2 separate regions of the Homo sapiens genome follow, and region 1 is linked to region 2. A link is a loop called in an ENCODE intact Hi-C map of the cell type or tissue named here. Cell type or tissue: PC-3. All regions are shown on one strand. Links, peaks and the distances in the headings refer to the core of each region. The heading gives the core; the rest is flanking DNA. Region 1 overlaps HOGA1 (4-hydroxy-2-oxoglutarate aldolase 1). Region 2 has its middle 7.4 kb from the start of RRP12.

What was found. Peaks named below come from ENCODE experiments on the same cell type or tissue, not always from the same donor. Only the 100,000 strongest peaks of a DNase experiment are listed, where the experiment ranks them.
Region 1: it touches region 2 in a loop (13-fold over the local background); 31 of 110 quality-filtered maps call a loop at or near these places.

What each region holds. Positions count from the first base shown.
Region 1 is chr10:97,609,676-97,614,675 of GRCh38, reverse strand. HOGA1 (4-hydroxy-2-oxoglutarate aldolase 1) reads right to left here. Exons shown (of 7, transcript NM_138413.4): 7 at 1,874-3,166. The coding sequence ends at 3,017. MORN4 (MORN repeat containing 4) reads left to right here. Exons shown (of 5, transcript NM_178832.4): 5 at 1-121. Among named protein-coding and RNA genes, the nearest start is that of MORN4, 21 kb to the left of the region's middle. RefSeq lists an enhancer at 2,131-2,350. In PC-3, for the core only: a CTCF peak has its summit at 2,035 (motif pointing right); a DNase peak (open chromatin) is centred at 2,065.
Region 2 is chr10:97,403,635-97,413,784 of GRCh38, reverse strand. No RefSeq gene overlaps it. Among named protein-coding and RNA genes, the nearest start is that of RRP12, 7.4 kb to the right of the region's middle. In PC-3, for the core only: CTCF peaks have their summits at 6,158 and 6,365; DNase peaks (open chromatin) are centred at 5,154, 6,194 and 6,434; H3K4me3 peaks cover 313 bases; H3K27ac peaks cover 924 bases.

The DNA of each region.
Region 1 (5,000 bases), core at 1-5,000, 200 kb before region 2:
ATTGAATGTCTCTTCAACAGCAGATTGTGGTGGAAGTTATAGCCGTGTGCCTCTATTTATTCTCTGAATTGTACTGTAGAAAAAGGTGTTTATAAAGAATAAAGAAATCACCAGAACTGCCTATACCTAGTTTTCCTGACTTTCTGGCCCTGCGTCTTCATGAATATCAACCCATTTGCTGTTTGTAAAAGTTAATCGGGTTAGCCCTTGGAACTGACCCTGCACACTTTATCAAGTCATCTAATTTTCTCAGCCTCTACAGAGGAGGACGTATGAACTTTTTTTTCTTATTTAAATCAGACAATCTCAGGCTGTCCCAACTAGTAGGTAGCACAGCTGGGTGAGATTTGTAACCGAGCCTTTCTGATTCCAGCTCCCTTTACTGGACCTCTCTCACCCTGAGCATCAGAGTACTTAAGTCCTGAGACTAGTTATGGCCACACCTGCTGGGTTACCTCTGGCAGGTCCACTCCTGCCGGAGTTTCCCTTTTTCTGCAACAGGAGAGTGGTGGAACATTGACCCCCACGCTAACCCTTTTACATGCACGTCCTTGTTGGAGGAAGGTACTATTATTATCCCTGTATTACAGATGAGGCTCAGGGAAGTTAAGCAGTTTCTCCAAGGTCCCATAGACACTAAGGGGCAGATCCCAGAACTTAAACCCAGACCTGTTTAAGCCCAGAGGCTGAGCTCTTACCCAGTGCACTACCCTGCCTGCCTAGCCCTAACTTTTCCCCCAAGTCCTAAACTTGATTCTCCTCTGAGCCTTGCTCCTCTGGAAGTTGCCTGTGAGAGGACCCCAGGCACTAAGCCCCAAGCTGTAGTGCCATTCAGAGCCTGGTTTTGGGTTGAAGATTGAGATCTTTTATTTTCTCTCCTTTAGCCTCTGCCCTAAACAAGTATCTATTTACCTCTCTTTTTAACCTTACACTTTCTTTTAAGGAGTAATTTTTTTACAATGTATCTCCATTTTTCTGCCACTAGTCAAATATTACCACTGAAAAAGGTTAAATATTTTGGAGAAAGCATCCTTTTTTGTTGTTGTTGTTGAGATGGAGTTTTGCTCTTGTGGCACAGGCTGGAGTGCCATGACACGATCTCGGCCCATTGCAACCTCCACCTCCCACGTTCAAGCGATTCTTGTGCCTCAGCCTCCTGAGTAGCTGGGATTACAGGCGTGTGCCACCACGCCCGGCTAATTTTTGTATTTTTAGTAGACATGGGGTTTGCCGTGTTGATCAGGCTGGTCTCAAACTCTTGACCTCATGTGATCCTCCTGCCTCCGCCTCCCAAAGTGCTGCCTGGCCCTAAACACTTAGCACTTTAATCAAAAAGGATGCTGAAGGGGTGCAGTGGCTCACGCCTATAATCCCAGCACTTTGGGAGGCCGAGGCAGGAAGATCACCTGAGGTCAGGAGTTCGAGACCAGCCTGACCAACATGGCGAAACGCTGTCTCTACTAAAAATACAAAAATTAGCCGGGCATGGTGGTGAACACCTGTAATTCCAGCTACTCGGGAGGGTGAGGCAGGGGAGTCACTTGAATCTGGGAGGCAGAGGTTGTAGTGAGCCGAGATCGTGCCACTGCACACCAGCCTGAATGACAGAGCAAGACTCTGTCTCAAAAAAATAAAATAAAAGTGCTAAGTGTTTGTTTCTAAATAGCTCACTTGCTCTCTTTTGCCTCTTACCCCTTCCCCAGGTCTCCAGTAAGTGAATGCCTGTTGGCTCAGTATTGCTGGGGACACTCTTCGAGCTGGGAGAAGGCAGACCATCAGAGCTCTTTTGCCTTTAGAAAGGTTCTTGACATCTGGCCAGGAAACCTAAGATCTGCATAGCAATAGAGTGTCCATCTTTATATAGCCACACTAATTTTTTCTGTTAAATTTTATTATAGTAACAAAGTGACTATTTTTAATAATAAAAGCAGAGTGCCTGTAGGCAAGTGGATGGCCCTATCTCAGGCCAAGTCTCCTTAGTGTTTCAGACCTAGGCTGACCAGAATAGTCTTCTAGAATGTAACATTTATCCACCAGGTGTCATTATTTACCAATCTGACAAGCCACTGGGCTGTCTCCGTGCATTCAATGGTTGGAATCAAGGCTACAGACCAGAATAGGAGATGAATGAAAATAGATTTAGAAAAGGGCGTTGTGGCTGGAATGCAGCTTGCAGTGTGGAGGGCAGGGATGGGAGGGTAAAGAGGGCTCTTTGAAAGACCAGTGTCACTTTCCTGATCAAGTTTCTTAAGCTGATACTTCCCTGGAAGGAGTCAGAACTTGGGTTTGTAGGAGTAGCCCTGGCCTCCAGCTGCATTGTGCTAGACTCAGGTTTGAAGCCCCAAATCTAAGTAGTCCCCCCTTTGATAAATTCCCGGCCGGGTGCAGTGGCTCACAGCTGTAATCCCAGCACTTTGGGAGGCCGAGGCAGTTGGATCACCTGAGGTCAGGAGTTCAAGACCAGCCTGGCCAACACGGTGAAACCCCATCTCTGCTAAAAATACAAAAATTAGCTGGGCGTGGTGGCAGGCGCCTGTAATCCCAGCTACTCGGGAGGCTGAGGCAGGAGAATCGCTTGAACCCAGGAGGCGAGATCATGCCATTGCACTCCAGCCTGGGTGACAGAGTGAAACTCTGTCTCAAAAAAAAAAAAAAAGAAAAGAAAATTCCCTTACTGTGCCTACTTGCCCCTCTGCCCTTCCTTTCTGACTTCATGTGCCTCAGGGCGTAGGAAAGCATCCACAGTAGAAAGATAAATTGAGAAATTGCTCCTTCCCAGTCTTCAGACCAGAGACACAGTTTAGGATCCAAAAGGGAGAGGTCAGGGGCCGTTAGAATAGGAGATATGCATGGGCGTGCCTGTGAAAGGCTGCCTGGAGGACCACAGCAGGCAAAGGAGCCTCTATCGGCTCCCCGCTGCCTGCCACCCTCATCCCCCTGTGCTCTCCGCTTCAGGCTGCAAGTGCAAGGCAGGAGGCTGAGATGGGCTCAGGCCAGCCATGGACCCTGCCTGCCCTCAGAGCCAGCCGTTGCTGGTGAAATCCATGCGCAGTGCCTCCTCCTCAGCGGGGCTCAGCTCCTGCAAGGGGGCGCGGCAGGGGCCTCCATAGTAGCCAAACCAGTCCATGATTTTCTTCAGCCCTGGGATCCCAAAGCGCCGGGTCACCTGCAAAGCAGGGCCTGTTAGAAGAGACTGAGAAATTTGCTGAACACCCATATCTGGAACTCGGAGATCTGTCACTTTCAGAACATTGAAGTCCTACCCTCTTCCCCCAGGAAAGTAACTGCCAACTCTATGGCACCCAGGGTACATTGGGAATCCAGATTTAGAGACCAGAGAGCAGGTCTGTAATAGCAAAATACAAAAACTTCAGATTGGGGAAGAAGAGTGCCTCCTTTGGTTTTAGGAGAAAAATCCACTCCAACAGAGAGGAGAGTGGTATTTGGTCCTCAAGCTGGGGTGGGAGAAGACAGCAAGGCTGCAGGTCTAGGCACTAGAGCATCAGCAGTCTGCAGCCCAGCTCCCTGAAACCTGACGCAGGTCACACCAGACCTGGGAAGTCAGGAAGGGGAAGGATCTGTGAGAGTCTCAGGCACAGCCCAGACCTCTACTCCCCTTGCATCTGGCTGCCCTCACCTCCCCATAGCTCCTCCTGACCCTAACACTAAATGGTCTCCCAGGAAAAGCAAAGCATCATTTCCCAAGGAAGTTTTGTTGTATAAACTGTATGTCATTTACTTATTATCTCTGAGTAAGTTCTCCTGTCTAAAAAAGGAAGGGGCTGGACAACATGATCTCTAAAGGCTTTTCCCTGATAATGGGGGACCTAAAGCTATTGTTATAATTTATTCATTTATTTTTATTTATTTATTTTTTTGAGACAGTCTTGCTCTGTCACCCAGGCTGGAGTGCAGTGTCCTGATCTCAGCTCATTGCAATCTCTGCCTCCTGGGTTCAAGTGATTCTCCTGCCTCAGCCTCCTGAGTAGCTGAGATTACAGGCACCTGCCACCACACCAAGCTCGTTTTATTTTATTTTATTTTTGTATTTTTAGTAGAGACAGGGCTTCGCCATGTTGGCCAGGCTGGTCTCAAACTCCTGACCTCAAGTGATCTGCCCGCCTCGGCCTCCCAAAGTGCTAGGATTACAGGCATGAGCCACTGCACCCGTAATAATTTATTTATTTTTATTTTATGTTTATGTTTTTGAGACAGGGTCTCACTGTGCCACTCAGGCTAGAGTGCAGTGGTATGATCATGGCTCACTGTAGCCTAGACCTCCTGGGCTCAATCGATTCTCCCACCTCAGCCTCCACAGCACCTTGGACTTCAGGTGCATGACAGCATGCCTGGCTAATTTTTGCATTTTTTGTAGAGACGAGGTCTTGCTATGTTGCTCAGGCTAGTCACAAACTCCTGAGCTCAAGTGATCTGCCCACCTTGGCCTCCCAAAGTCCTGGGATTACAGGCATGAGCCACGGCGCCTGGCCTATTATAATTTAAAATCGTGTATGGAATATTACAGAATAAATGAAGCATCAAATTTCCTTGCTTTTGGTATAGCAACTGGTTATTTCATGCTGATCAGAAATATTAGATGAATCTTTCACTACCTAAAAACTACAAAAGTAGTCCTTAAGAAAGTTTTATTTGGAGAGAAGCTAAAACCTTAGGAGGATAAAAATAAAAGGTTGTTTGGGATAAAAAGGCCAGGAACCACTGATGAAAGATTGACTAATAACTTTACCACTAGAGTCCCGGAGGCTTTATCAAGCATGGATTTTTTTTCTCGGAATGGGTGGTAAGCCACCCTCCTGCAGGCCTCGCCACCCCCATGATGTTCTAATAGCCTGGCCTTTTTACCCAAAGCCTGAGTAGGTGGGAAAGACCCAGGATACAGGATGGAAATAAGAGGTGCCCAGAGAAAAGCTCACTCCTGCCATGGGTTTCCAAAGATATCTGATGTGGCCCCTCTTCAAACCCTAAGAAGGGGTTGGTGG
Region 2 (10,150 bases), core at 3,630-8,629:
CCATGCCTCTGAGCCTCGTATACCTGTACGCATCATATGCCTCTATGGTGTCACTGGGGAATGAGAAAAAGGCCAACTCCAGGCGTGGTGGCTCACGCCTGTAATCCCAGCACTTTAAGAGGCCGAGGTGGGCAGATCACCTGAGGTCAGGAGTTGGAGACCAGCCTGCCCAACATAGTGAAACCCTGTCTCTACTAAAATACTAAAATTAGCTGGGCGTGGGGGCGGGCACCTATAATCCCAGCTACTTGGGAGGCTGAGGCAGGAGAATTGCTTGAGCCTGGGAGGCAGAGGCTGCAGTGAGTTGAAACTGTGCTACTGCACTCCAGCCTGGGCTACAGAGCTAGACTCCGCCTAAAAAAAAATAAATAAATAAAATAAAATAAAATAAAATAAAAGGCCAACTCTTCTTCTCTACAAGGCACCAATGAAGACTGGATTTCAGACCCCTCATCTGGGAAACTAAGCAGTCCACATACTTCACAACTGTACACGGCAACCGTGCTCACCCCTCATAACCGCTAGCCTTCACGTGTCATTCTACCTCCCCGATACCTTCTCCAATCTGTCCTTCCCTCTTTGCCCCCGCTGCCACATTCTTAGTTTCAACCCTTATGGTTTCTTTCCTGTACTGATGCAGCAGTTTCCGACACATCAGTGACTCAGGTCTTGCCTGCATCTAGAGCAAACACATCGTGTTCTTACTTGCCCCTGTGCCTTTGTAGCTGCTGTGGCCTTGCTTGGCCTGAACAGCCACCCTCAGCTTCCTGGTCAACTCTAGCTCATGCTGTAGCACTCAGCTCCAACGTCACCTCACCTGAAAATTGGCCCTGACTCGCCTCTCAGACATGACTATAGTCTGCCAGGCTCTGGACTCCCATAGCTCCTGACCATACCTGGATGATGGCACTGATTGCCACAGGGATTGTTTACTGCCACCCCAACCAGCCTGTGAACTCTAGATGTGAGAGCTAGGCTGCTTTCATTGCTTGGTAACCAAATGGTTATAAAGAACAGGAATTGGGAGAGGAGTAAATTACAATTATAACTCCCCACTTAATGCTATTGGGAATCTTTCCCTAGCTTTGGTTTCCCCATTTTAAAATGTGGATAATAGGCCAGGTGCAGTGGCCCGTGACTGTAATCCCAGAACTTTGGGAGGCGAAGGCAGGAGGATCATGTGAGGCCAGGAGTTAGACACCAGACTGGATAACATAGTGAGACCCTGTCTCTAATTAAAAAAAGAAAAAAAGAAAAAATAATAATAGGCCAGGCGCGGTGGCTCACCCCTGTAATCCTAGCACTTTGGGAGACCGAGGCAGGCAGATTGCCTGAGGTCAGGAGTTTGAGACCAGTCTGGCCAACGTGGTGAAACCCGATCTCTACTAAAAATACAAAAAAATTAGCCAGATGTGGCGGCATGTGCCTGTGATCCCAGCTACTCAGGAGGCTGAGGCAGGGGAATTGCTTGAACCAGGGAGGTGGAGGTTGCAATGAGCCAAGATCATGCCACTGCACTCCAGCCTGGACGACAGAGCAAGACTCAGTCCCAAAAATAAATAAAAAATAATAATAATAAAATAAAATGTGCATAATAATAGCACCTACCCTATACAGTGGTTGCGAGGACTCAGTAGGATCACACATGTGAAGTGCCAGGTCTATAGAGGCTAATAAATGATAGTTCTTATTACCACAGAGAGCCCCTGACACAAAGGATACATCCATTAAATGCTATTTTCCTCTCCTCTTCTCTGCCACAATGCCCAATCTACTTGGCAGGATGGTATAGTGGTTGGATAAATGATGGACCAACATTTCTGTTATTTTCCTTGATTGCAACCTTCAAAAATTATTGTCCAGGCAAGATAGCTCACGCCTATAATCCCAACACTTTGGGAGGCTGAGGCAGGAGGATTGCTTGAGCCCAGAATATTGAGACCAGTCTGGGCAACATAAGGAGACCTTGTCTCTGCAAAAAATTTAAAAATTAGCTGGGCATGGTGGCATATGCCTGTAGTTCCAGCTACTTGGGAGGCTAAAGTGGGAGGATTGCTTGAGCTCAGGAGGTCAAGGCTGCAGTGAACCGTGATCGCATTCCAGCTTGCATGACTACTGCATTCCAGTCTGGTTGACAGACATAAAAGATATACCTTGGACAGCCCCTCTTAGACACCCTAAGAGCGTTATCTGAACCTCTCTTGTGCCCCTTGCTGAGCTCTGCATAAGTCATGTGTTCACTTGGCAAGCAGATGTATTGAGCCACACACTGTGGTAGGCTCTGATGGCGCCAGAGTAGACCAGACATGGTTCCTGTAATCAGGGGTTTCACAGTCAGATGGTCAGATGAGGGAGGCAGAGAAGCAAAATGCAATTCTATTAATTGAGCATCAGTGAACAATAAAGTTACCAGGGGCTTTAGAGAGCTCTGGGTACAACATCTTCAATGTACAAATAAGAAAACCGAAGAGTTTTGTGCTTGTCTTTTCACCATTCCCCCATAGGTTACTTTCTTTTTTTTTTTTTTTTTTTTTTTGAGACAGAGTATCTTGCTGTTGCCCAGGCTGGAGTGCAGTGGCGCGATCTTGGCTCACTGCAACCTCCACCTCCCAGGTTCAAGCAATTCTCATGCCTCAGCCTCCCAAGTAGCTGGGATTACAGGCGTGTGCCACCATGCCTGGCTAATTATCCCCTGTAGGCTTCTTTTTTTTTTTTCTTTTTTTGACGGAGTCTCGCTCTGTTGCCCAGGCTGGAGTGCAGTGGTGCCATCTCGGCACACTGCAAGCTCCGCCTCCCAGGTTCACTCCATTCTCCTGCCTCAGCCTCCCGACTAGCTGGGACTACAGGTGCCCGCCACCACGCCAGGCTAATTTTTTGTATTTTTAGTAGAGACAGAGTTTCACCATGTTAGTCAGGATGGTCTTGATCTCCTGACCTTGTGATCCACCCGCCTCAGCCTCCCAAAGTGCTGGGATTACAGGTGTGAGCCACCGCGCCCAGCCCTATCCCCTGTAGGTTTCTTAAGGCAGAGCAAGAGTCTTTTTCTTTTATTATTTATTTATTTTTTTTTTGAGACGGAGTTTTGCTCTGTTGCCCAGGCCGAAGTTCAGTGGCACAATCTCAGCTCATTACCATCTCCGCCTCCCAGGTTCAAATGATTCTCCTGCCTCAGCCTCCCGTGTAGCTGGGATTACAGGTGTGCGCCACCATGCCCAGCTAATTTTTGTATTTTTAGTAGATACAGGGTTTCACCATGTTGGCCAGGCTGGTCTTGAACTCCTGACCTCAGGTGATCCACCCGCCTCAGCCTCCCAAAGTGCTGGGATTACAGGCATGAGTCACCGCACCCGGCCAAGAGTCTTTTTAGATGGAGTTTCACTCTTGTTGCCCAGGCTGGAGTGCAATGGCGTGATCTCGACTCACTGCAACCTCAGCCTCCCGGGTTCAAGTGATTCTCCTGCCTCAGCCTCCCAAGTAGCTGGGACTACAGGCATATGCCACTATGCCTAGCTTATTTTGTATTTTTAGTGGAGATGGGGTTTCACCATGTTGGTCAGGCTGGTCAGGTGCCCGGCCCATAAGCTTCTTTAAATACTTTCATATGTGTGCTTAGCATAGTACCTTGCACATAATAGGTGATCAAGAAATAACTTTTGAGTATGTAACTGGGTTAAATTAATTAGAACCAGTCCTCCTAACACCCAGCTGAGATCCAGAGGCTGCTAGTTGCCTCCCCAATATCAATTCTTCCTTTCTCTCAATAGGCACAGGGGGTGAGCTGCAACTTACCCAACTAAAAGACTAAATTTCCCAGCCCCTTCTGCAGCTAAATTTGGCCAAATTACTAAATTCTAGTCAATCAAGTGGAACTGACTTAGCTGGAAGGTGCACCTTTTGGCTCTTCCTCCTTTCCTTCCTACACTAGGCCTCCACCTGGATCATGAGTGTGACAGCTGGAGCTCCTGCAGCCCATCTGTGGAGCACAAGGTGACAGTGAAAATGGAAGTCATACGTTATGGAGGTTGAAGCAGAAAAAGAGAGGGATCCCAGGATCCTGAAGATTCTGTGGAACTGCCATAGCAGCCTGGACTGCCCATTACCTCCTGATTTCCATTTCTTGAATGTGAGAGAATTAACCCTTGCCTGTTTAAGCCACTGTAGCAGTCTCTTATAGCAACTGAACACAATTCCTTACTGATATAGAGGCCCTGAGAAGAATGAAGAATTTGAAGTGGTAAATGGGGAACGGTTTAATTTTGGGGTAAGTGGAGAGAGAACAGTCCTCCCCATTGAGCAGAGTCCCCTGCCATGCCCAGATTCCAGTCTTCCTCAGCCTAGGAGGGGACATGCTTCCTCTCCAGCACACCAGGCTCTTTCCCCAAGAGTTATTCTAGAAAGCAAGCTCTTTTTGGCTTTTGGATTTTTTTTTTTTTTTTTTTTTTTTTTTTGAGACAAGGTCTCACTCTGTCACCCAGGCTGGAGTGCAGTGGCACAATCATGGCTCACTGCGGACTTGACCTCCTGCACCTCAGCCTCCCGAGTAGCTGCGACTGTAGGCGTACATCACCATGCCTGGCTATTTTTGTGTTTTTTGTAGAGTTGGGGTTTCTCCATGATGCACAGGCTGGTCTTGAACTTCTGGGCTCAAGCGATCCTCCCACTTTGGCCTCCCAAAGTGTTGGGATTACAGGCGTGAGCCACCACACCCAGCATCAAATGGAATTGTAATGCCCCAGGAGCTGAGGGACACTTGACCCCTGCAGCAGTGCTGTGCCAGGCACTGGGCTAAGGATTTCACATGCATTATCTCATTTTAGCCTCATAACAGCAGCCCCATTTTCAGATGAGAAGACTGTGGCTCACAGAGCTCAGCCGCCTGCCCCGGCTCACGCAGCTGGGATGTGGCTCCAAACCCAGGCTTCCTAAGTCCAAAGCCTGGGCTTCAACACAGCTCCAGCAGTTAGGAAAACCGTCCGGAGCAGCTGCAACAACAACGGGTTGGTCAAAATGCCCTGACCTTGAGCTCTAGGTTAAACACCCAGACCTCTGCTTCCTCTTTGTTTGAGGCAAGAGGCTAAGCCTCAATTTCCCTTTCTTCCTGCCCAGTGTCATAACAGATTACAACTTGCTGACCTAAAACTGGTTTTACTGCTCCGCATGGCCACAGAACTTTGGGTGTGGCAGCTCTGTTACCTCCACAGGAGCCTTGCAGACAGTTTTAAGAGCAGTGCAGGCCGGCACGATGGCTCACGCCTATAATCTCAGCACTTTGGGAGGCCAAGGCAGGCAGATCACCTGAGGTCGGGAGTTCGAGACCAGCCTGACTAACATGGAGAAACTCTGTCTCTACTAAAAATACAAAATTGGCCGGGCTTGGTGGCACATGCCTGTAATCCCAACTACTCAGGAAGCCTGAGGCAGGAGAATCGCTTGAACCCGGGAGGTGGAGGTTGCAGTGAGCCGAGATTGCACCATCGTACTCCAGCCTGGGCAACAAGAGCGAAACTCCGTCTCAAAACAGAAAAAAACAAAAAAAACAAGGGCAGTGCTATGGGGGGAGGGGGTTCATCCTGGGCTAAGCGTTGGATCTCCTGGCTTCTGCTCACTGTGTGACCTTGGGGGTGTCACTGAACCCCTTAGAACTATGTTTCCCCATCTGTGAAATGAGGACACCTGCTCTGTCCTCCTCACTTAGAGAATTAATGAAAAAGTATTTTGGAACTGAGGAAGAGTTTTTTTAGATGATAATAATAGCTCACATTTATTGCATGCTCACTGTGTACCAGGCAGCGTGCTCAGCACTTAAAATTCATTATCTTATTTAGTTCCCATAAATCAGACAGGTAGGCATTCTTATCATCTCCATTTTACAGATGTGGAAAACTGAGGCTCAGGGAAGAGTAAGGTGAGTTGTTCAAGGTCACAGAGCAAGTGGTGGTACTTGAATTCCAACCCAGAGAGTCTAACTGCAGGACCTATCCTACAGATGTGGTGGTCCTTATTAACCATATGTGGAGGGGCTGATCATGGATACAGCTAGAGCCTCTGGGTGGGAGTTACTGCTGGAATTCAGGGGTGGAGAGGTGAGCCCTGGGGTACCGGGTGGAAGAGATTGTGCTCAGGCCATTTGGATGCCTATCGTCCTCTCTTCTGGTAGAGCACGCCTCCTGGAGGAGGCTCTGAGCAGATGCCTCAGGATGGACGGCCAGCAGGTGACCTAGGGCCCCTCAATGCCCATACCAGGCTGACGATTTAGCCAGGGCTGTATTCAGTTACGACGCAGACTCGGTTTGGAGGCCAGCAGGTTTCTGTAGCCCAGGAAAAGGATGGGACATCTGCCACTACCCTTGGCCTCTGCATCTCCGCATCTGATTTGCAAAATCCCAGTCTACTAGTTGGTATTGCAGGCTCTCTATAGGGTTTTAGCCCTAACAGGTTGTTGGTAGCACTCCCTCTGGTGGCAAAGATGCACCACTGACCCCTCTGTAAAGCACAATACTACACATGTTTTGGAGTTGTCCGTAATTTGACACAGATACACAGTTTCTTTTATTTTTATTTATTTATTTATTTATTTTTGAGACGAAGTCGCACTCTGTTGCCCAGGCTGGGGTACAGTGGCACGATTTTGGCTCACTGCAACCTCTGCCTCCCGGGTTCAAACGATTCTCCTGCCTCAGCCCCCCAAGTAGCTGGGATTACAGGCGTGCACCATAACGCCTGGTTAATTTTTGTATTTTTAGTAGAGACGGGGTTTCGCTATGTTGGCCAGGCTGGTCTCGAACTCCTGACCTCAGGTGATCCACCTGCCTCGGCCTCCCAAAGTACTGGGATTACAGATGTAAGCTACCATGCCCAGCCACAGATACACAGTTTCATACTGAATCCTCACAGCAGCCCAGTGGGTTCAGAATTATTATCACAACTTTCAGCCAGGCACAGTGGTTCACACCTGGAATCCCAGCACTTTGGGAGGCCAAGGTGGGTGGATCACTTGAGGTCAGGAGTTTGAGAACAGCCTGGCCAACATGATGAAACCCCATCTCTACTAAAATTACAAAAAGTCATCTGGGCGTGGTGGCACATGCTTGTAATCCCAGCTACTTGGGAGCCTGAGGCAGGAGAATCGCTTGAACCCAGGCGGTGGAGGTTGCAGTGAGTCAAGATCGCGCCTCCGCACTCCAGCCTGAGCAATAGAGTGAGACTCCATCTCAGAAAAAAAAAAAGTAATTATTATCGTAACTTTAAATAATATGACACATTAGAATGTGTAAAAAAAATGTATAAATAAATAAATAAAGGGAAAAAAAGAACAAGAATCGGAGACTTAGAGAGGTTAAATCCCTTGCTTGGTTTATAGGTAAAGTATGTCCTGTCTTGAACCCACCACTTTACCTGCCTTCTTTCAGCAATTACCCCAAGTCTAGACCTCTGGTTGTGAGCACAGCTCGCTTATAACAGTTTCCACATTCTGCTTCCTTTTCCTCCCCCAGCCACCAGTTCCCTTTTCTCAGCCTTCCCACTGAGGTCTCAGCCTGTGACCCAGGCACAGGGCCCCACTGGAGGATGATAATGTCTTCAGAGACTTGGAAGGGCTGGGGCCTAGAGTCTGAACTGACTTCAGTCTTCTCTGCAGCGACGCTTTCTCACATTAACACACTTTATGCTCTCTCTGCTCTAGGTGAGAGGACCACTTTTTTTTGTTGTTTTTTGAGACAGAGTCTCACTCTGTCACCCAGGCTAGAGTGCAGTGGCTTAATCTCGAGTCACTGCAACCTCCGCCTCCCGGGTTCAAGCGATCCTCCCACCTCAGCCTCCGAGTAGCTGGGACTACAGGTGTCTGCCATCATGCCTGGCTAATTGTCATATTTTTTGTAGAGACGGGGTTTCACCATATTGCTCAGGCTGGTCTCGAACTCCTGGGCTCAAGTTATCTGCCTGCCTCAGCCACCCAGAGTGTTGGCATTACAGGCGTAAGCCACCGCCCCCGGCCCACTTTGTATTTTCAGTAAGCCCATGAAGTGTAATATACATGTAAGCAGGGCATGGTGGCTCACGCCTATAATCCCAGCACTTTGGGAGGCCAAGGCGAGCAGATCACTTGAAGCCAGGAGATCGAGATTTGTCTGGGCAACGATAGCAAGATTCTGTCTCTTTTTTTTTTTTTTGGAGAAGGAGTCTCGTTCTGCTGCCCAGGCTGGAGTGCAGTGGTACGATCTCAGCTCATTGCAACTTCCGCCTCCTGGGTTCACGCCATTCTCCTGCCTCAGCCTCCCGAGTAGCTGGGACTACAGGTGCCCGCCACCACGCCCAGCTAATTTTTTATATTTTTAGTAGAGACAGGGTTTCATTGTGTTAGCCAGGATGGTCTCGATCTCCTGACCTTGTGATCTGCCCGCCTCGGCCTCCCAGAGTGCTGAGATTACAGGCGTGAGCCACCGCGCCTGGCCAAGACTCTGTCTCTTAAAAAAAAAATTAGCTTGGTGTGGTGGGTATGTGTCTGTAGCCCCAGCTATTTGGGAGGCCAAAGCAGGAGGATGACTTGAATTCAGGAGTTTAAGGTTATAGTGAGCCATGATCATGCCACTGGACTCCAGCCTGGGTGACAGAGTGAGGCCCTAGCTTTAAAAAAAAAAAAAAATTAGCCAGGCATGGCAATGCATGCCTGTGGTTCCAGCTACTCGGGAGGCAGAAGTGGGAGGATTGCTTGAGCCTGGAGGTCAAGGCTGCAGTGAGCCATGATTGTGCCACTGCATTTCAACCTGAGTGACAGAGGAAGACTCTGTCTCAAAATAAATAAATAAATAATTAAATCATAAATAAATGGGATTATAACTATGTACTCTTGTGTCTGGAGTCTTTTACTCAACCTAGGTCATGCATGATATATGTAGCAGTAGTTCCTTCTCATTGCTATACAGAGTCAAATACTATAGTATTCCATTATATATCAATATGTCACAATTTATCCATTCTACTCTATCTCTCTGTCTGCCTGTCTGTCTTATCTATCTATCTATCTATCTATCTATTCTAGACACAGAGTCTCACTGTGTTGCCCAGGCTGCAGTGCAGTGGCATGATTATAGCTCACTCTAACCTTGAATTCTTGGGCTCAAGTGATCCTCCTGCCTTAGTTTCCCAAGTGGCTAGGACTACGGGTGCATGCCACCACATGTGGCTAATTTTTAATTTTTTTTTAGAGATGGGGTCTCACTATTTTGCCCAGATTGGTCTTGAACTGTTGGCCTCAAGCAATCCTCCTGCCTCAGCCTCCCAACGCACTAAGATTACAGGTGTGAACCAGTGCATCCAGCCTCATTCTACGGTTGATGGACATTTTATTATTTCCATTGTGAACATCCTCCTATATCTCTTTTTTGCATATAAGTAAACATCTCTGTTGAGTAAATATGCAGGAAGGTATTGCTGGGTCATGGAGCAAGACTGTATTCAGTTTTAGTAGATACTACCACACAGTTTTCCAAAATGGTTGTATCACTTTATACTCCAATGGCAGCATATGTTGCCAGTTTCTCCACATCCTTACCAACATTAGTATTGCTAGTCTTTTTAATTTTAGCCATTCTGGTGGGTGTGTAGTGGCATTTCATTGTGATTTTAATTTGTATTCCCATGTTGATAATGAAACTGGTATCTTTTCTGTTCTGGTCTGTTCTTTTTCTTTTTTTTTTCTTGAGACAAAGTCTCACTGTGTCACCCAGGCTGGAGTGCAGTGGTGCTATCATAGCTTACTACAACCTCAAACTCCTGGGCTTAAGAGATTCTCCTGTCACAGCTTCCCAGGTAGCTGGGACCATGGGTGCACGCCACTGCACCCCACTATTTTTCTTAGTTTTTGAGGAGACAGGTCTTGCTGTGTTGGCCAGGCTGGTCTCCAACTCCTGGGCTCAAGTGATCCTCCTGCCTCAGCCTCCTAAAGTGCCGGTATTACAGGCGTGAGCTAGCATGCCTGGCCTGTTTTTCATATATTTATTGGCCATTTGGATATTAATTTTTGTGAAGTGCCTGTTCATGACTTTTTTATTTTTTGTACAATACATCATGATGTTCAGCTGTTTGTGTCTTTTGCCATTCTTCTTTTTTTTTATTTTTGAGACACAGTCTCGCTGTGATGCCCAGGCTGGAG